Linked DNA regions of Homo sapiens: region 2 is linked to region 1. The links are chromatin contacts, found by Hi-C or POLR2A ChIA-PET in ENCODE. All regions are on one chromosome and are shown on one strand. The core of a region is the stretch at or near the end of the contact, and the rest is flanking DNA. Distances in the headings are between cores, read along the strand shown.

What was found. A loop is a pair of places that touch in the nucleus more often than their neighbours do. ChIA-PET counts read pairs that join two places held with the same protein, here RNA polymerase II (POLR2A). Pooled maps may share reads with other maps.
Region 2: a loop to region 1 is called in a map of adrenal gland, with 4 times the contacts of the local background. The contact joins the enhancer-like site here to the promoter of OR9A2 in region 1. A Hi-C loop is called at or near these places in 6 of 168 maps with a recorded cell type or tissue (B cell, DLD1, OCI-LY7 and 3 more) and 1 of 50 pooled maps. POLR2A ChIA-PET finds 5 or more read pairs at or near these places in 2 of 52 experiments (OCI-LY7 and activated B cell).

Annotation. Positions count from the first base shown.
Region 1 is chr7:143,024,663-143,030,529 of GRCh38, reverse strand. OR9A2 (olfactory receptor family 9 subfamily A member 2) reads left to right here and starts at 3,398. Exons shown (of 1, transcript NM_001001658.1): 1 at 3,398-4,330. The coding sequence starts at 3,398. The coding sequence ends at 4,330. LOC105375544 (a long non-coding RNA gene) reads left to right here. Exons shown (of 2, transcript XR_001745395.1): 2 at 1-1,270.
Region 2 is chr7:143,083,809-143,090,250 of GRCh38, reverse strand. No RefSeq gene overlaps it. Among named protein-coding and RNA genes, the nearest start is that of OR6V1, 35 kb to the right of the region's middle. Within about 2 kb of position 4,435, at least 2 of the 41 ENCODE cell types and tissues checked have a DNase peak (open chromatin) inside an H3K27ac peak, as active enhancers do; they include B cell and OCI-LY7, where a contact is called at or near this core.

The DNA.
Region 1 (5,867 bases), core at 2,149-4,648:
TTATATGTTGTTAAATGAGAAAGAAAAGGTTGCAAACAGATTTTCACAGCCTTTACGAAAAAGAATATGGAGATACATGCTTGGAAAATTTCTCTAAAATTATATGGCAAGTATTTGGGCTTGGGCAATTTAAGGAATTGGAAGAAAGATTAATCCCAATTTATACCCTTAGGCACCAATTGAAATTCTCAGATTTAACAGGTGTACTTAAAATACTTAAAATGAAAACAAAAATGCAGACAAATGTTTTGTAATTCCTACTTTTTCTGTCTTACTCCAGCATTAGACAGATTTCCAACTTACATTTTGTCAGTTCCTCCAGGTTGCAAACAGAACTGTGTACATAAGCTGTCCTTATGCTCTCTCTACTTTGCAGTGGTCCAGCTGGTAATCAGGGACATGCCATAGGAAAAAAAAAAGTCTGGAAGAATCTTGCTGGAATGCATACAGATGCACATATATCAAGAGGAGTGAAAACCTGAGACAATAGAACAGAATAGAGTTCGATTTAGGGGAGGGACCTCTTACAGTATTCTGTAGGGTCCACAGGACTAAACGCAGGAGCCTTTTTAAAATGAATGAAGGAGTCATCAGGCTTTTTAGAAGATATTTGGTGAAGTTAAGGCTTTGACCAAGACCAATATGCAGACTTTTTTGGGATATTGGTGCATGTTTTAGAGGCCAATTGTGGTGTCTCCTACTGGGGGAAAAGGGTTGATTTAGGCTCCGAATAACTAGAGAAACTTGAGAAAAGCCTAAGATAAACGACAGAGGTAGTTGACTGTTTAGAATCTGAGACATCTGGAAACCTAGACCTGAGGTTTTCAGGAAGGCAGCCCCAGTATTAAGAAGTCCCTGATTGGTAAGATTTCAGGTTTTCCCGTCAAACAAAAACTTTCAAAAGTTCTAAAACTTAATTGGTCAAAAAATGGGAATAACTTAAAGTTTGTTCTGCTCCCACTAGACTGATTGCCTGGGGACTCCCTGAACGTGGGCTAATTAAGAAGTAGTAACTCGGTGATTAAGTACCCTTGGGAAGAAGGGAAGAGGGAGGAGAGGGGAGAGAGAGAGGACCCTCAACTTTGCCCAACACTCATTTCTGGGCTTTTTCCTAAGCTCCTCTGGGAGGACATTTCCCTTCTTCGCCATGAGTGGGGATTGCAGCAACTTGTTCTGGCCCCTGTGCATGGCTCAGCACTAGCAGGACAGGAGGTAGCCTCAGCGGAGCCCTAGAGAACATCAGAAGAGGCGGCGAAGCCCCTCTGTAAAGGTGAGTGTCTTTCCAAGGGGTCTCCTCTATGAAGAAGAGGGTAAAAGCATTTTAGGATGGGACATCCTGGGCCTGCCTATCTTCTAGAACAAAGTCACCCAGATATTGAAGTGTGGGCTAGGGGAGCAGTAGAGTGTATAGGCTCATCTCCAGACCCTTCCTGCATAGCAGAGAGCACTTCCGGCTCCTCTTGGACCCAATGCTAACACAGTCACGGCTCCCTGACAGTCGGTGTCCTTCTCGCTCATGTTTCTTCATCTCGTGCTGGTTATGCAGAGGTTGTGGAAAACCAGAACACTGAGCTTTCCCATCAATTCTGTCCCTGAAGCTTTTTAAACCATTAGTAAAACAGTGACGTAGACAGGGAAGGGGTTACCTAAGCAAGGGAAGGGCAGGAGGGAAAATGGTAATGTGAGGCAGGAAGGAAAACCAACCAGAATAGGATTGAGGGAATGTGGCCCAGGCCCTGGCCAGAACAAGTATTATTTAATCATATATTATCCATCCATCCATCCATACCTCATCTAGCAAAATTTGTCAGCACTACTTATTTTATGTATATGATACATATATCTTATGTATTTAAATATCTTATAAATAAAAAATATATGTATATTTTATATAATATAAGATATATTTCATATATCTTATTTCATATATCTTATATAAATAAGATAAATAATATAAGATAATAATATAATATAAGGTGTGGTAGTTAGCTGTGTGAGTGATGAAATCTGACAGACCTAGGTTCAAATCTTGACTCACACAGCTATTAGTTCGGTTACCTTGTGATAAATTAATACATAATTTAATATATAAGATATATCTATGATATATTCATTTCACATAATGTATCTGTCTATATCTATATAAAAGATATATGATATATATATATAAAATATATAACTACTTAATTTATGTATGTACATTTTATGTGCCAGCCTCAGAATACAACAGTGAAGACATGTCCTAGCCCTCATGGAGTTTATATTCTAATGCCGTTGATAAATAATAAATACACTTAAATTTCCTCTCCTTCTTTCTTGCTTATTTTTTTCCCTGTGACATGATAAGCAAACTAAACTATTGCATATTTTACTTAGGTGTCTTGTGTGTGGTCTAGCCCCCACCTCTTCCTTGAATATAAGCTCCACAGGGCATGGAATTTTCTTTGTTCTGTTCATGACTACATTTGTTTATTGTTAAATAAAGGAATGAAGTAAATAATTAGACATAATACAAGGTAATAACAACTGTTATTAAAAAAATGGAAGTCCAATAATAAGTGTGTCTTTTCTGTTTTGGGCAGAGTGATTGGAAAGAGTCTTTGGAAAGGGTGACATTTGAATAATGGAATGAAGCGACAGGCAGAGAGCCAGGCATCCTTAACAGCTGGCGGTCCCAGATCTATTCCTTTTCTGTGCCAGGTGCCATCTTTCCTTCCTCCCACAACTTTGGAAGGAAAATGGAATTAGAGAAGAATGGATCTGTTCTGGGAAATTATCCCAAGCTCTAGAGTTCTCATTTAGAGATCTTGCTGTTCTGTAAAATGGAGATTTTAAAATCTGGAACAGCAGAGATGTTAGTCTTACATCCTCTGCCTCCTTTCTGCTGGCCCCAAAGGTGGGTCTATGCATTACCATTACAGATGAGAGCTGGGGTTTAAAATTCTGTCCTTTGAACATCATATAAAATGCCTTTGTGTCATCTTGCACAGTTAACCTAAGAGAAAGTAACTCCAGGACCGGAGGGACCTGATTGACTCACCTTTAAAACTGGCCTATTTAAAAGGTCTTAGCCTCTGCCCCCGAGAGAAGGTATATTTAATGGGGAAAAAGGCAAGGAAGGTATTTCACCACCAGTAGAAGAAGATGTCTTCACCCATTCTAGGGGGCTGGTTACACAGGGAAGTGAGAGCCTCACTTGTAGACTTGGGATGACAACATGTACCTCAAGCTATGTATGTGCCGACCACAGTAGCAGGGACATGTCACCTGATTCTCAGGTTGGAAATAGTTTCTTAACCTAATTTTTCTTCCTTCTCTCTTGAGAGCAGGACCATGTGGAGCAATGCCACCTCTCTTTTAATCTCTGGGCTTCAAAACAAGCAGAATCAAGGACTAAATGATGGACAACCACTCTAGTGCCACTGAATTCCACCTTCTAGGCTTCCCTGGGTCCCAAGGACTACACCACATTCTTTTTGCTATATTCTTTTTCTTCTATTTAGTGACATTAATGGGAAACACGGTCATCATTGTGATTGTCTGTGTGGATAAACGTCTGCAGTCCCCCATGTATTTCTTCCTCAGCCACCTCTCTACCCTGGAGATCCTGGTCACAACCATAATTGTCCCCATGATGCTTTGGGGATTGCTCTTCCTGGGATGCAGACAGTATCTTTCTCTACATGTATCGCTCAACTTTTCCTGTGGGACCATGGAGTTTGCATTACTTGGAGTGATGGCTGTGGACCGTTATGTGGCTGTGTGTAACCCTTTGAGGTACAACATCATTATGAACAGCAGTACCTGTATTTGGGTGGTAATAGTGTCATGGGTGTTTGGATTTCTTTCTGAAATCTGGCCCATCTATGCCACATTTCAGTTTACCTTCCGCAAATCAAATTCATTAGACCATTTTTACTGTGACCGAGGGCAATTGCTCAAACTGTCCTGCGATAACACTCTTCTCACAGAGTTTATCCTTTTCTTAATGGCTGTTTTTATTCTCATTGGTTCTTTGATCCCTACGATTGTCTCCTACACCTACATTATCTCCACCATCCTCAAGATCCCGTCAGCCTCTGGCCGGAGGAAAGCCTTCTCCACTTTTGCCTCCCACTTCACCTGTGTTGTGATTGGCTATGGCAGCTGCTTGTTTCTCTACGTGAAACCCAAGCAAACACAGGGAGTTGAGTACAATAAGATAGTTTCCCTGTTGGTTTCTGTGTTAACCCCCTTCCTGAATCCTTTCATCTTTACTCTTCGGAATGACAAAGTCAAAGAGGCCCTCCGAGATGGGATGAAACGCTGCTGTCAACTCCTGAAAGATTAGCTGTTCTGTAAGTCAGTTTTAGGTGGTCCAAGCCTCAGGGTTAATTATTAAGTCACCTAGAAAATTCTAACTCCTCTTTTCTCTTATCCTCTCATTACAAAAGTCAAAGAGTGTGTACAATTCGCCATCACACCATGGAAGTAGATTAGGCTGGTAATAATGAAATCCATTGTCTGTCCAGGAGACTCTCATAGCCTTAGTTCCTGCCTGTTTCCACTGTTGAACATATTCTTGTGATTTGGGGGGGACTAGAGAAAGGAAATGCAGACATTTTTGTAAGAATTCTATTAGCCCAACTCATTTCCTCATAGTCCATCTCTGAAAATGTATTTTCTGGGGAAGGGAGGAAGTGTGGAGGGAGGTGTACTGAGAAAGGTGTCCTAATCAGAGTAGAAAGGTAGAGATGCTCACTTTGGTCCTTCATCACCTGTTGCTAAGTTCTTCCCTATATTTTTGTGCAATTTTTTGGCAAGATGGCCATATGCATTTTAGATATCCTAAAGCTCTTTCTCTCTGCCCCATTGATACTGGAAAGGAAGTGTAACACTGTTTACGTTTTGTCACAGAACCAGTCTAGAATGGCGATATGAGGATTGGAATGCTTCTCATTCAGGAGATATTTGTGGTGTAAAGAAGATAAAAATATTTGAGGATAAAAATGGAGGAAAATTTATTTTTGTTAAGCTTCAGCATATTCCTTTCACTGCCCTTCTTTGTGGTGAGTATAGGGACAGGGGCAAATAAGAACTAAATGACTAATTCTAGAGAGCATCCTGTATTTTATGGCTGTTAAACACAACTATGTCTGTTCAGACTGTATCCAGATCTAGACTTCAAACTTTATAATGTCTTTTGATTCTCCGTCTCTCAAATCCAACAGTCTCAGTACCATCATGTGTATCTTCTCTGTGGGCAGAATTTTTTAAAAATAAGAGGCCATTCTTTTGACTCCCGGCTTTCTAGAAATTATAGGGATTGGCTGTTTGGTAGTGTAACTGTTGGAATTTCACATAATATTGGAAGAAGTCCTTATAAGGAAGAAGTTTACCTAAACAACAACAATCAGCAGATTCTACCAGCCCTAAAGTAAGTGAGAAAATTGAGCTGTTCAGCAGTGGGATGATGAGGCTACTGAGAATTTTGAAGAGTACTGTGTGAGGATGCCAGGTTGTCTTGTCCTGTGAGGAGTGATAACCGTCATGTATGTTTGGGTAGTTTGCATTGCATTAAAGTACCAGACAAGGTGGGGAATGAGCTTTAAATTCAGCCAGCCCATGCTCTGCAAGCCAACCAATGGACTCTGGTGGCACTGCATTGGCTGGAGAAAGGGGAGACTTTTGCTTAAACAAAGGTGCCCATGGTTTCCAAGCCCAGTAAATGAGGATCTGTTCTGACCAGAAAGAATACCTTTTTTCTAATTCATTAATCCAGAGAAGTATCCTTTAAGAGATGAGACAATAGAAGCTCAGAGAATTTAAATAACTTGCCAAAGTTTACTTAGCCATCCACTGTATCACATCCATCAGATTGGAAAAAC
Region 2 (6,442 bases), core at 3,186-5,685, 59 kb before region 1:
TTTTAGGGCAGGCCTGGTGGTAACAAAATCAGCATTTGCTTGTCTGTAAAGGATTTTACTTCTCCTTCACTTATAAAGCTCAGTTTGGCTGGATATGAAATTCTGGGTTGAAAGTTCTTTTCTTTAAGAATGTTGAATATTGGTCCCCACTCTCTTCTGTCTTGTAGAGTTTCTGCCGAGAGATCAGCTGTTAATCTGATGGGCTTCCCTTTGTGGGTAACCCGACCTTTCTCTCTGGCTGCCCTTAACATTTTTTCCGTCATTTCAACTTTGGTGAATCTGACAATTATGTGTCTTGGAGTTGCTCTTCTTGAGGAGTATCTTTGTGGTGTTCTCTGTATTTCCTGAATTTGAAAGTTGGCCTACCTTCCTAGATTGGGGAAGTTCTCCTGGATAATATCCTGCAGAGTGTTTTCCAACTTAGTTCCATTCTCCCCGTCACTTTCAGGTACACCAATCAGACATAGATTTGGTCTTTTCACATAGTCCCATATTTCTTGAAGGCTTTGTTCGTTTCTTTTTATTCTTTTTTCTCTAAACTTCTCTTCTCGCTTCATTTCATTCATTTGATCTTCCCTCACTGATACCCTTTCTTCCAGTTGATCGCATCGGCTACTGAGGCTTCTGCATTCATCACGTAGCTCTCGTGCCTTTGTTTTCAGCTCCATCAGGTCCTTTAAGGACTTCTCTGCGTTGGTTATTCTAGTGATCCATTAGTCTAATTTTTTTTCAAAGCTTTTAACTTCTTTGCCATTGGTTTGAATTTCCTCCTGTAGCTCGGAGTAGTTTGATCTTCTGAAGCCTTCTTCTCTCGACTCATCAAAGTCATTCTCCGTCCAGTTTTGTTCCATTGCTGGTGAGGAGCTGCGTTCCTTTGGAGGAGGAGAGGCTCTCTGATTTTTAGAGTTTCCAGTTTTTCTGCTCTGTTTTTTCCCATCTTTGTGGTTTTATCTACCTTTGGTCTTTGATGATGATGATGTACAGATGGGTTTTTGGTGTGGATGTCCTTTCTGTTTGTTAGTTTTCCTTCTAACAGACAGGACCCTCAGCTGCAGATGTGTTGGATTTTGCTAGAGGTCCACTCCAGACCCTGTTTGCCTGGGTTTCAGCCGTGATGGCTGCAGAAGAGCGGATGTTGGTGAACCGCAAACGCTGCTGTCTGATCGTTCCTCTGGAGGTTTTGTCTCAGAGGAGTACCCAGACGTGTGAGGTGTCAGTCTGCCACTACTGGGGGGTGCCTCCCAGAAAGGCTACTCGGGGGTCAGGGACCCACTTGAGGAGGCAGTCTGCCAGATCTCAGATCTCCAGCTGAGTGCTGGGAGAACCACTACTCTCTTCAAAGCTGTCAGAGAGGGACATTTAAGTCTGCAGAGGTTACTGCTGTCTTTTTGTTTGTCTGTGCCCTGCCCCCAGAGGTGGAGCCTACAGAGGCAGGCAGGCCTCCTTGAGCTGTGGTGGGCTCCACCCAGTTCAAACTTCCTGGCAGCTTTGTTTACCTTATCAAATAACTAACTCGGCAATGGCGGGCACCCCTCCCCCAGCCTCGCTGCCACCTTGCAGTTTGATCTCGGACTGCTGTGTTAGCAATGAGCAAGACTCCGTCGGCATAGGACCCTCCAAGCCATGTGCGGGATATAATCTCCTGGTGTGTCGTTTTTTAAGCCCATTGGAAAAGCACAGTATTAGGGTGGGAGTGACCCGATTTTCCAGATGCCGTTCTATCACCCCTTTCTTTGACTAGGAAAGGGAATTCCCTGACCCCTTGCGCTTCCCAGGTGAGGCAATGCCTGCCTCACCCTGCTTCAGCTCGTGCACGGTGCACTGCACCCACTGTCCTGCACCTACTGTCTGGCACTCCCCAGTGAGATGAACCCAGTACCTCAGTTGGAAATGCAGAAATCACCTGTCTTCTGCGTCGCTCATGCTGGGAGCTGTAGACCAGAGCTGTTCCTATTCGGCCGTCTTGGCTTCTCTCCCCCCTGTTTTTGATTTTTTGATTATGGCCATTCTTGTGGGAGTGAGGTCATATTACATTGTGGTTTTCATTTGCATTTCCCTGATCATTAATGTTGTTGAGCATTTTTCCATATGTTTGCTGGCCATTTGTATATCTTCTTTTGAGACCAGTCTATTGATGTCTTTAGCCCACATTTGGATGGGACTGTTCGGTTTTTTCTTACTGATTTGTTTGAGTTTGTTGTAGATTCTGGATATTAGTCATTTATCAGATGTATAGATTGTGAATATTTTCTTCCATTCTGTGGGTTGTCTGTTTATTCTGCTGACTGTTCCTTTTGCAGTGCAAAAGCTCTTTAGTTTAATTAAGTCCCAATTATTTATCTTTATTTTTATTGTGTTTGCTTTTGGGTTCTTGGTCATGAAATCTTTGCCTAAGCCAACGTCTAGAAGGGTTCTCTCCAATGTTATCTTCTAGAATTTTTATAGTTTCAGCTCTTAGATTTAAGTCCTTGATCCATCTTGAGTTGATTTTTGTATAAGGTGAGAGAGGAAGATCCATTTTCATTCTCCTACAAATGGCTAGCCAATTATCCCAGCACCATTTGTTGAAAAGGGTGTCCTTTCTCTATGTTATATTTTTGTTTGTTTTGTCAAAGATCAGTTGGGCGTAAGTATTTGGGTTTATTTCTGGGTTGTCTATTCTGTTCCATTGCCCTATTTGCCTATTTTTATACCAGTACCACACTGTTTTGGTGACTATGGCCTTATAGTATAGTTTGAAATCAGGTAGTGTGATGCCTCCAGATTTGTTCTTTATGCTTAGTCTTGTCTTGGCTATGTGGGCTCTTTTTTGGTTCTATATGAATTTTAGAATTGTTTTTTCTAATTCTGTAAAGAATGGTGGTGGTATTTTGATGGGGATTGCATTGAATTTGTAGATTGCTTTTGGCAGTATGGTCATTTTCACAATATTGATTCTACCGATGCATGAGCATGAGATGTGTTTCCATTTGTTTGTGTTGTCTGTGATTTCTTTCAGCAGTGTTTAGTAGTTTTCCTTGTAGAGTTCTTTCAACTCCTTGGTTATGTATATTCCTAACTATTTTATTTTTTGCAGCTACTGTAAAAGGGGTTGAGTTCTTGATTTGATTCTCTGCTTTGTCACTGTTTTTGTATAGAAGAGCTACTGATTTGTGCACATTAGTCTTGTATCTGGAAACTTCGCTCAATTCTTTTTATCAGTTCTAGGAGCTTTCTGGAAGAGTCTTTAAGGTTTTCAGGGTAAACGATTATATTGTCAGCAAACAGTGACAGTTTGACTTCCTCTTTACCGATTTGGATGCCCTTTCTTTTTTTCTCTTGTCTAATTGCTCTGGCTAGGACTTCCAGTACTATCTTGAAAAGGAGTGGTGAGAATGGGCATCCTTGTCTTGTCTCAGTTCTCAGAGGGAATGCTTTCAACTTCTCCCTATTCAGTATTATGTTGCCTGTGGGTTTGTCATAGGTGGCTTTTATTACATTGAAGTATGTCCCTTGTATGCTGATTTTGCTGAGAGTTTTAATCATAAAGTGATGCTGGATTTCATCAAATGCTTTTTTTTTCATCTATTGAGATGATCATGTGATTTTTGTTTTTAATTATGTTTATGTGGTGTACCACATTTATTGACTTGCATATGTTAAACTGTCCCTGCATCCCAGGTATGAAACCCACTTGATCATGGTGGATTATCTTTTTGATATGCTGTTAGATTCAGTTAGCTAGTATTTTGTTAAGGATTTTAGCATCTATGTTCATCAAGGATATCAGTCTGTAGTTTTCTTTTTTGCTTATGTCCTTTCATGAGTTTTGGTATTAGGGTGATGCTAACTTCATAGAATGAATTAGGGATGGTTTCTTCGTTCTCTGTCTTGTGAAATAGCTTCAAAAAGATTGGTAACAATTCTTCTTTGAATGTTTGGTAGAATTCTGCTGTGAATCCATCTGGTCCTAGACTTTTTGTTGGTAATTTTAAAATTAGCATTTCAATCTCACTGCTTGTTATTGGTCTGTTCAGCATATCTAATTCTTCCTTATTTAAGCTCAGAGGGTTGTATTTTTCCAGGAATGTATCAATTTCTTCAAGGTTTACTAGTTTATGTGCATAAAGGTGTTCATAGTAGCCTTGGTTGGTCTTTTGTATTTCAATGGTGTCTGTTGTAGTATCTCCTGTTTTGTTTCTGAATGAGGTTATTTGGATTTTCTTTCTTCTTTTCTTGGTTAATCTTGCTAATGGTCTATCAATTTTATTTATCTTTTCAAAGAACCAGCTTTTTGTTTCATTTACTTTTTGTATTGTATTTTTGTTTCAATTTCATTTACTTCTTCTCTGTTCTTGGTTATTTCCTTTCTTCTGCAGGGTTTGGGTTTGGTTTTTTCTTCTTTCTCTAGTTCCTTGAGATGTGACCTTATCTTTTTTTTTTTTTTTTTTTTTTTTGAGATTGAGTCTCGCTCTGTTGCCCAGGCTGGAGTGCAATCAATCTTGGCTCACTGCAACCTCTGCCTCCTGGGCTCAAGCAATTCTCCTGCCTTAGCCTCCCGAGTAGCTGGGACTACAGGCGTGTGCCACCATGCCTGGCTAATTTTTTGTATTTTTAGTAGAGATGGGGTTTCACCATATTAGCCAGGATGGTCTCAATCCCCTGACCTCATGATCCTCCCACCTCGGCATCCCAAAGTGCTGGGATTACAGGCATGAGCCACCATGCCTGGCCAAGGTGTGACCTTAGAATATCAATTTGTGCTCTTTCAGTCTTTTTGGTGTAGGCATTTAGGGCTATGAACTTTACTCTTAGCACCATTCTTTAACACTTTAACTCAGTGTATTCAAAACATATTCTACTCAATCTCTTCTCTTTTGCTACCAGCATTTCCCCAGTCTACTAGGTATGCAAACTAGAGTCCTTTTCTTTGCATAGTGCAAGAGAGATGGAGACACGGATCAATCAGCACCAAGTCCCTTGCAGTCTTCCTTCCTTCCCTATTCAGTTTTCTTTCACTTCCTTCTTGGCCACCTGCAAAACTTGTCACTGACACTACTAGAATAGCTTCCTAACTGCAGTTTGTACCTTTTCTTTCATTCAGTTCAAATAATCTTAAAAACTTCTGTTAAATTAATCTTTCTAAAGTGTTACTCTGATTGGACCACTTCCCTCAAAAAAAATCTTTATGTTCTTCTCCTGCCTATTGAAGTGAGTAAAAATTCCTCAACCTGGGATTCAGGGCCTTCTACCATGACAACTTGAAATTACAGACTCATCTCCTATTGCTTTCCTATTTATGTACTATACCTCCTAGCCACAGTGGGCTTTTCATTGAGGCTTAAAGATGCTCTGCTGATAGAGCTTTGTTCATACTTTCAACCCCAAATAATGCCTTTCTACAGTGCGTGTTTCCAGCTGTCAAAGGCAAATGCTTTCCTTGAGGTGCATTTCATATAATTCTCTCTACATGCACTATTTTCTAATTCTTCCTAATTAATGTTATAATACACATTTTGAACCCTCAGTATTTTGAGTAAACCTTTCTTATAGAATCTTTTTCACTTTATCTTGCATTATAGTTATTTGCCTACTTGTGTCATGTTCTAATAAAACATAAAGCTCTTAGAAGACTAACTCTTGAAGCACCTAACAGTGTTTTGCATATCACAGATATGCACTAAGAAGCTGATTTGTTCAGTATTGAAAGATGGGCAGCAGTCAGAAAAATGGAGAGAACAGAAAAGATCTAGGTGGGAAAATGGCTAAAGATGTGATCAAGCATTGTGAAAACAGAGAAATGAGAGTGCAAATAGAATATAGTGAAAAGATAGGGTAGCTAGAACAAAGGATTTCTGAATGAAAATGTTGGGAGATAAATGTTGGGAGGGTAAATTGGAGCCATATTGTAAGAAGTTAATTTGGGCTCAAGCCCAGATCACTTACAGTGCAACAATCAATACCATGATGTGCTGCTGGACATTCCATCTGAGCTCTGTAACAGTTTCCTGTTTGAAATGAGGTAAAACCAGGTTTCTCAGACCAATATACTAAGTGAGTAACAGGCAGTCTTTGGATGTGGTTATTTGACTGTGGACTATTGTTTTAAGCTCTATTGTTTGTAGGAGTCAAATATAATTACTGTACTTGCCTTTCCTTGACCTCGGGCTCTGTGCTTAGAAACTAAAGATTGGATAAGTTGCCCAAGTTCAATATGGGTAGCTCAGTTACTGATGCTTATTAAAATGCCCTTGATAGGCCGGGTGCAGTGGCTTACACCTCTAATCCCAGCACTTTGGGAGTCCGAGGCAGGCGGATCACCTGAGGTCAGGAATTTGAGACCAATCTGACCAACATGGTGAAACCCCATCTCTACTAAAAATACAAAAATTAGCTGGGCTAGGTGGCATGCGCCTGTAATCCCAGCTACTCAGGAGGCTGAGGCAGGAGAATCTCTTGAACC